Regions from separate parts of the Homo sapiens genome. Here region 2 is linked to region 1. Evidence: read pairs that join two places in POLR2A ChIA-PET (ENCODE). Cell type or tissue: MCF 10A. All regions are shown on one strand. Each heading gives the region's core, and the rest is flanking DNA. Links, peaks and the distances in the headings are about the cores only.

The links. Peaks named below come from ENCODE experiments on the same cell type or tissue, not always from the same donor. Only the 100,000 strongest peaks of a DNase experiment are listed, where the experiment ranks them.
Region 2: POLR2A ChIA-PET joins it to region 1 with 6 read pairs; 4 of 35 experiments call an interaction of 5 or more read pairs at or near these places.

Annotation. Positions count from the first base shown.
Region 1 is chr1:8,867,459-8,872,175 of GRCh38, forward strand. It overlaps ENO1 (enolase 1), which reads right to left. Exons shown (of 12, transcript NM_001428.5): 3 at 4,433-4,528; 4 at 2,994-3,052; 5 at 530-599. Among named protein-coding and RNA genes, the nearest start is that of MIR6728, 3.2 kb to the left of the region's middle. In MCF 10A, for the core only: a CTCF peak has its summit at 4,291 (motif pointing right); DNase peaks (open chromatin) are centred at 2,825, 3,953 and 4,273.
Region 2 is chr1:8,366,794-8,371,101 of GRCh38, forward strand. The region is part of intron 12 of RERE (arginine-glutamic acid dipeptide repeats); the gene reads right to left. Among named protein-coding and RNA genes, the nearest start is that of SLC45A1, 51 kb to the left of the region's middle. RefSeq lists a silencer at 547-716 and enhancers at 664-1,164, 2,768-3,756. In MCF 10A, for the core only: no CTCF peak of the experiment used is centred there; no DNase peak of the experiment used is centred there.

The DNA.
Region 1 (4,717 bases), core at 386-4,385:
AATTGCTGAATTCATTATAAGGAGCAAAGCTCTTCTGAGTAACCAAACTGACAGGCTATTGTCACCTGGTTTTGCACCTGATATTCAAAAAAAATTTTTTTTTTTCTTTTTTTTTGAGACAGAGTCTCACTCTATTGCCCAGGCTGCAGTGCAGCGGCAGGATCTTGGCTTACTGCAAGCTCCGCCCGGGACCATTCTCCTGCTGGGACTACAGGCGCCCACCACCAGGCCTGGCTAATTTTTTGTATTTTTTAGTGGAGACGGGGTTTCACCACGTTGGCCAGGATGGTCTCGATCTCCTGACCTCGTGATCCACCTGCCTCAGCCTCCTAAAGTGTTGGGATTACAGGCGTGAGCCACCGCACCTGGCCAAAAGTGTGATTTCTTAAGAGTAAAGCAAAGAAATGGGAAGAGACCACAGGCTCATGTAGCTCATCACTAAGATCATGGGCCTCTTCCTGAAAGGTTTTAAAATCTTCAGGAGACTTCATGATCTTCCCCAGTAAAGACGCCACCTCAGGCCACTCACATTTATTTTCTGTTCCATCCATCTCGATCATCAGTTTGTCAATCTTCTCTTGTTCTGTGACGTTCAGTTTCTACGAGGGAGAGGGGAGAATGAGGGGTTGGGGCCACTCTTATCTGCATAGCCTTTGCTCCCCTACCATGGAATCTGACTTTGGAACTGTGTAATATCAAAATCAATTCTGTGATGTTTGTTTTATAAGCAAAAAAAGTGGAGGACAAAAATCAGTGGGGAGACAAAAAACTGCCTTCTGCTTGCTTTGATGGTTATCAGGCATTCACCCAACAATGCAACAGAGATGGCACTCTCAGACAATGCTTTTGTAACAAAAGGTTAATAGTCTACCCAGGGAGCCCAAAGTGACTTTACACCCAAGAGAACTGTCAGGTATGTGCTATGTAGACCACTGCTACCCAGGAACATGGCTTTCATAGGCAATAAATAAGCAAAGCTCACTGTTCACTCAAGCAGGCTGAGCCCTTGAAAGGCAGGCTCTGCTGCTCACTCTTGGCTAACTGCAAAGATGGCAAATCTTCATCCTCTGATGGGAGGCATGATTTCTGCAGGTAGTCCGAAATCATTTAGCAAAGCGTCTAATGATGGATCAAAATGAATTTTTGATGAGACTATAAAGTAACAAAACTGACGTACTGAGAACTGGCTCAAAGTAATCCAATAAAAATCAGTATTACTTTTTAATTTTTTAATTTTTATTTTTTAAGACAGAGTCTCATTCTGTTGCCAAGGCAGGAATGCAGTGTCACGATCTCAGCTCACTGCAACCTCCACCTCGTGGGCTCAAATGATCCTCCAAACTCAGCTGGGACTATAGGCATGCACCATCATGCCTGGCTAATTTTTATATTTTTTTTTTATAGAGATGGGCTTTGCCATGTTGCCCAGGCTGGTCTCAAACTCCTGGCCTCAAGGGATCTGCCCACCTCAGCCTCCTAAAGTCCTCCTAAAGTGTTGGAATTACAGGCGTTAGCCACTGCACCCAGCCAAAAATCAGCATTCCATTTTAAACTAATATATTAATAACAAGGCATTATTTTTATCTATGATGTGCTTGATATAAAAAAATATGCAAAGAAAATCAACTCTGATCCCATCATGCTGTATGAGCAATTTGGTGTCTTTCACAGCTTTGTCAAGGCATCACTGCAACAGGCAGGCAGTTACCCAAGCACACAGCTTCAGAGGTCAATTCTCACTAACAGTTTGGTATGTTTCTCTAGGGGGTTAAAAAAAAGTCAGGGGATCCTGCTCATCGTGTGAGTCACACTATGCAGGGGTATGAAGGGACAGAGAACAAGGTATGTGTGGAGGTGTCCGGGAGACTGGCAGGGGGTGGTGCAGACAGAACGGTAACAAGACATTTTGTCTGGGGGCTGGTCGGGCAGGGAGTAATTACAGAGTGCCACAAAAGCCAGGCCTAAACCAACGAGTCAGGGACAGAGACAACAAAGGAACTCCTCCTTTTCCCTCGTGTACAGAATGAATTCATGGAGGAGAGGGACTAGATTCAAGAATAGACGGAGGCTGTGGCTGGGCTTGGACTGGGCCTAGAGAGCTTTGTTATTTTTATTTTTTGAGACAGAGTCTCACTCTGTTGCCCAGGCTGGAGTGCAGTGGCACAATCTCTGCTCACTGCAACCTCTGCCTCCCAGCTTCAAGCGATTCTCATGTCTCAGACTCCCAAGTAGCTGGGACTACAGGCGTGCACCACCATGCCCGGCCAATTTTTGTACTTTTAGTAGAGATAGGGTTTCACCATGTTGGCTAGACTGGTCTCCAACTCCTGACCTCAAGTGATCCACACACCTCAGCTTCCCAAAGTGCTGGGATTACAGGTGTGAGCCACTGCACCTGGCCCGGAGTGTTTTTAGACAGGGGTTTTCAAACCAGTCCCATCTGATGAGCGCCACAGGAATTACGGAGGGACGGGCCGAAGGGAGGGTAAATGAGATAAAACCTGCAGAGTCGGGTGGGTTGCTGGGTCCCCAGCCCTACTTCACCTCCAGCAGCTCTTTTATGTTTGACATACTGAGATTTCCAGATTTTACTTAACAGGAACTCCACTGTTAAAGTCAGTAGAATTATAGTAAATAATTCCAAAGTTCATGAGAAATTAGTCACCATGGACACTACCACAAACACCCCTGAGAGCCACTCTTAAAATCTGGATCTTAATTTCTTCAAAGGTCCAGAGAGTTGCAGGGGGGAAGAAACCTCAGGGCTCGAAGTGTCTCATTCTTCTGATGCAATTCCATCTGCTCCCAAAAGTGGGGTGAGGCAGCGGGCAGGTTAGAATTATGTCATGCATGGATTGTTCTCGTGCGTGACAGGGAATCCAATAGGCTTCTACAGCTCTCAGAATAAGCTCTTCCATAAACAGGAAAGCCCCTGGGCCTGGGAGACGCTCTGGTGGCATTAGACACATTAGTTATCAGGAGGCAGGTCCTACCTTGCTAACCAGGGCAGGCGCAATAGTTTTATTGATGTGCTCAACAGCCTTTGAGACACCTGGAAGGAACAATCAAATCAAATTACTGACATTAACTTTAAAACAGGCTTGAGCAGCATTGTTAGAGAGAACCACTGTTGAGGCCGACGCGGAAGCCCACCAAGGGACCTTCTGTGGGACCTCTTCCCCCTCTCCCCTTTCCCCCCAGAATCGGAGGACTTTCCGGCCCAGTCTGAGTGCTCCTACCTAGGACCCCAGAGGGTTAGAGCCACACAAAACAGCAGCTGGCTCAGAACGATCTGACTGGAGGTTAGTTTGCAAGACCATGCACTGGAAACGCCAACTGCAGACTAAAGGCTGTTCAATCAGTTACCTGAGTGCACAGGGCTGGTGCCAGGAACTCATTAATATACTTAATGGGTCTGGAGACGCCTGCCCAGCAGAGGATGAAGAAGGAAAAATGAGAGAGACTCAGAAGAGAACCGGTGATTAAGGACTGCGAGTGAGAGACAGTGAGGGGGCAGGAAAGCAGAGGAGAGCATTTCAGGGGCCATGCGTTCAATCTTCCACAAATGCTTACTTACTGAGCACTCATTACCATCAAGGCACAGCATCATCCTGCTCCGGCTAAGTCCCCACGTACGCCATTAAACAACGGTCAAATGGTAACATGTTCGTGTGTGTAGAGTGCTTCTTACAGCATTAAAGCGGGACTGAACACCCAGCACCACCACTGCGACACCAGCCCAGTGTTTCACAACCTGATTTCATCATTGTCCCCTCCCTGCAGCCTTTTTGGAGTTTTCCGGGTGCCCCACTGAGAATGCGTGATCTAGCCCTATGTGCTTTTCTGTAATTTGGCCACATGTTCTATCTCTAGAAAGGTCAATGTTGCACACACACTAAGTCAATTTGAATACAGCCAGAGGCTAGCTCTGCCACAGAGCAGGGCTCCTATGAGTCAGTCAACAGGAAAATCACACTAAATGACACACCTGCAGCTCACCATTCAGGGCAGGTCATTGGTTAGACCTTCCCTGGATCCTTTCTAGCCCGTGAAGAGGCTGATGATCTCTGGAGGGCCCACAGAACCCTCCTGGGAGATGGGGAAACTTTTCTTTAGTTAACAGGCCCTGTTCTCATGCTTGGGTTCCTGTCCTAACCGTGAAGGAGTATTTCGCAGATTGGGAACAAACTGCAATAGAAGCAAGCATTGGAACTCTCGACCCAGAGCATGCAGGCTCGGGAACCCCGGAATCCACACACCAACTTTCCTGTCCACAAGGTGGTGCACTGCTTCCATCAACATCATGGGTCACAGCAGGTTTACCTGCCATAAACCTGCAAGTGCAAGTGCCACCCAGAGAGGACAGGACTGGGCAAGGCCAGGAATGGGGCTGGAAGCAGGGAGGCCATGGGCTGTGGGTTCTAAGGCTTACCCTTCCCCATATAGCGAGTCTTATCATTGTCCCGGAGCTCTAGGGCCTCATAGATACCAGTTGAAGCACCACTGGGCACAGCAGCTCTGAAGAGACCTGGATGAGAGGAAAAAAGATGTAGTAGCAATTCAGAAATCCAGTTCCAGCACAATCCCAAGTCCCCTCCCGCCCACAGATGCATTTGTCATTAGGGAGCTGTTTCTTCCTCCTACCAGCTGTGTGAATTAAACGCTCTGGGCTGTTCTTCATGCCTTTCACATGTTTATGATCCTGTACTGCAGAACT
Region 2 (4,308 bases), core at 309-4,308, 500 kb before region 1:
GGGCACTTTGGGCACCCCCAGCCCTCAGGGCGCTGCAGGCTGCCATCTCACCCTACACACAAAAGACGATTTCTTAAACATCCCAAGATAAAGTCTCTTTACCTAGAACTGAAAAAAAAAAACAAAAAAAAAAAACAAAAAAAAAAAACCCAAAAAACAAACACAGCCAAGTGAGAGAGCACAGATCACTTGGTTTCCCTCTAATTAAATCAACACTGTAGAAAGTCTATTAGCTTGGCGACTAGATGCTGGGAGTTGTCTTGGAGGTACCTGCACCCTCACTTTGTCTCATCAAACACTGTCTTGTGAATGGAGGAGGCAAAAAGAGAGAGGGGAAAGTGAGAGAGGGGGATGGAAAGACTAGTGTTGGAAGGACTAAAATAGACAAACCAAACAAAGACATGTAGCTGCCACATGACAAACTCACCCATCAGACCAGATTTCATCCAAAACACCCCCAGAGGAAATGGCCTCAGAACACAGTGACAAGAGAGGTGGGCAGATTTTAGGTGGTGGGGTGGCTTCCGCAAGGCAGGGGATGCCGTGCCTTGAGTACTTGACTGCCCACAGCTGCATCTTATGCCTGGGCATTTTTGTAAGAAGTGGGACCACGGCTGCGGTCCCTAAAGGAGGGCTGGAATGCCTTGAAGGAGGGCTGACTGGCCTATAAAGCCCATCACATGTATCTCCTGGAGCACTGGACGTGTCTCAACCTCCCCAAGCACTTAACACTTAACAAATTACTCCTGATCACCAATACCTAGCAGATGAAGCATAACCCCAGGCCAGCAGGGCCAGGGAGCCATCTCGGGACAAGCACACTCATGTCCCTACACGTATGTGCATGTGCCCACCCCTCGGTTCCATGAGATGGTAACTGAATGATAAGGAGAAATGCAGATACTGCCATTGGAATTTCTGACTGGCTCCTCTCCCCCATGCTAGTCTAGGAATGCGAGCTACAACTGTCCCAGCGGGCATGAGCATCCTGGCCCCTAAGGTCATGATCTGTGAACCTCCTAGCTCTTTTCACTTCCTGCTTTCCAGACTTGGAAATGCATTTATCTATACTGATCCTTGGGTGTTGGCTAGACGGAAAAGATTCGTAAATCCCACTAGGGGGTTACAAGATCACTGCTGACATAAACGCTGACTTGTGTCTGGTTTTCCTCTGAGAAAATATGGAAGAGAAATCAAGGCAGGGAGCAGTCACACTCCAAATGCTCTGTCCAAGGTCATGCTTCATGAGCTCAAAAGGGCAACTGGTGCTGTGATAAGTCACAGCTCAAATTCCAGAGCTTGAAAGAAGAATGAGAAAAAACTCACAGTGGTTCCTTCTACTTCCTCAGTCCAAGTCATTTTAGGGGCTACTGAATGATAAAAGCTTGGGATGTGGCCAGGTGCGGTGGCTCACGCCTGTAATCCTAGCACTTTGGGAGGCTGAGGCAGGCGGATCACCTGAGGTCAGGAGATTGAGACCATCCTGGCTAACATGGTGAAACCCTGTCTCTACTAAAAAAAATACAAAAAATTAGCTGGGCCTGGTGGCAGATGCCTGTATTTCCAGCTACTCGGGAGTCTGAGACAGGAGAATGGCGTGAACCCGGGAAGCGGAGCTTGCAGTGAGCCGAGATCGTGCCACTGCACTCCAGCCTGGGCGACAGAGTGAGACTCTGTCTCAAAGAAAAAGAAAAAAAAAAAAAAAAGCTTGGGATGTAAGAAGAAATGCAAAGCTATACGAGACAAAAGGGACCAAAAACGGGAGAGAAAAATCGAGTGAGAAGGTGGTACCTGAGCCTCTGCCATGCCTTCAAGTCTTACCTGAAGGCTGTTAAAAAGCAGCAACCTGACTTTTCTAAATAGCATTTGTCTATAATGCAATATTGCTACACACAGTTATAATCAATTATTTCTATTTATCAAATATATATGTTTTGAAATGGCTTTAAAAGATAGTAACCTGCAGATCCCAGGTTAAGGGAAGAAGCCAGGCGCAGCAGTTTACGCCTGTAATACCAGTACTTTGGGAGGCTGAGGCAGGAGGATCACTTGAGGCCAGGAGTTCAAGACCAGCCTGGGCAACATAGTGAGATTTAGTCCCCCACCTCAAAAAAAAAAAAAATTATCTGGGCATGGTGGTGTGCACCGGCAGTCCCAGCTACTTGGGAGATCAAGGCAGGAGGATTGCTTGAGGCCAGGAGCTTAAGACAAGCCTGGGCCCTACAGGCCCAATCTCTACAAAAAAGTTTAAAAAATTAGCCCAGTGTGCTGGTGTGTGCCTGTAATAATACCAGCTATTCAGGAAGCTGAGACAAGAGGATCACTTGAGCCCAGGAGGCTGAGGCTGCAGTGAGCTACAAATGTGCCACCGCACTCCAGCCTGGGGGACAGGGCGAGAGGCCATCTCTTTAAAAAAAATAAAAGAACACTTAAAAACAAGAAGCCAGAGTTCAGTGAGGTAAGAAACTGCCCCATGCCAGACAGAAAAAAGGCTTAACTTTCAAACCTTTGCTCCTGGCTTCACTGATCTCTGCCAACAAGTGAAAAAAATCAAGACCCAAAAGAAAGAAATCTAACATTGAAATCAACATCAACTTTTTGTTGACACTTAAAGAAGAAGTAGTCCAGAACAGATTTCACCATCTGAGTGCCAAGGATGAAAATGACCAGGCAACTGGTTTCTCTTCAAATCGAATAAATCTTTCGCCTTTTACTAAAAAAAAAAAAAAAAAAAAAAAAAAAAAGAAGAAAAGAAAATGACCAGGCAGGAAGGACTGTCCTCCACAGCAGTGAAGTCACAGGTGGTAAGAACGGTAAACTTACAATTCAGGAAGGTGACAGGGTGACCAGAACTGTCATCCACTGCTGGTGGAAATACAGAATGCTCAAACCACGATATCTACCAAACAACCCAGCAATTCTTCTCTTATTTACCCAAAAGAAAAAAAAAATTCTCACACACAGACTTTCACGGATACATTCATAGAAACTATTCTATATATATATATTTTTTTGAGACGGAGTCTTGCTCTGTCTCCCAGGCTGGAGTGCAGTGGCACGATCTCGGCTCACTGCAAGCTCCGCCTCCCGGGTTCACGCCATTCTCCTGCCTCGGCCTCCCGAGTAGCTGGGACTACAGGAGCCCGCCACCAGCCCGGCTAATTTTTTTTGTATTTTTAGTAGAGACGGGGTTTCACTGTGTTTGCCAGGATGGTCTCGATCTCCTGACCTCGTTATTTGCCTGCCTCGGCCTCCCAAAGTGCTGGGATTACAGGTGTGAGCCACCGTGCCCAGCCAGAAACTATTCTTAACAGTCCAAACTGGAAACAACCTAAATGCCCACAAGCAGGAGAATGGATAAACAAATAATGGTATCCCCACATTCACTGGACTACAACTTGGCAATTAAAAGGCACAGACCACCGACACATGCAGCAACACCATGCTGCATGAAAGCAGGCAGACAGGGACGGTGGGTGCTGCGTGAGTCCTTCCCAGAGATCACAAAAACCAAACTAGCGGTTGCCGAGAGCCTGGAGGGTGGGGGACAAGAAACTAAAAGAACTCAGGTAAGCACTCCAGGGTGATGAAAATGCTCTGTAAGTTGAATGTGGTGTCACTGACACAAATGTATACAGTGGTCAAAACTCATGAAACTGTGTACTTAAAGTGGGTGCATTTTTACGGTATTCATACCATATATGGCAGGTTACGTCAATAAAGCTGAAGAAAAACAACAACAAATCCAGGCCGGGTTTTATTAGCTGCCTCTCAACCACTGTTATGCCTATCAAGGGATTCAACACTGGAATGAAGCGAGTCTAGGATCGGAAATGGCATATTGGTGACTGCATGGGTGGCAAGGTCTTGAGCACAAACAAAAGAACATGTCGGGGAAAGCTCTGGTTCTACAAATAGGGAGTGAAGCAGCTAGAGGCCTCGCCAGGAATGAAGTCAATTGAACTTTAATCAAACATGCATAGTGTGTGCTGCAGAGACCCGCTGCACATAAATTCAGGGAACAAAAGCTGTTGCAGAAATCAATAGCTTACTGAAACATTAACACAGGCAATCATTAATCAAAAGGCAGCTCCACAAAGGCAGCCTTGCAAATTAGCTCCTGATTTTGCCTGCAAGCAAACACAGAGGTATAAAATGTTGTCGACATGAATGGCCTATAATGATCATTTTGCTCCTGATGCTCTCACCTCATCTCACAACAAGGTCTCACAGTCAACATATCTTATGTCTCGGTGCTATAATTGCACACAGCATGAGGAACTCAACTGGTTTAGTGCCTGGGCAGAA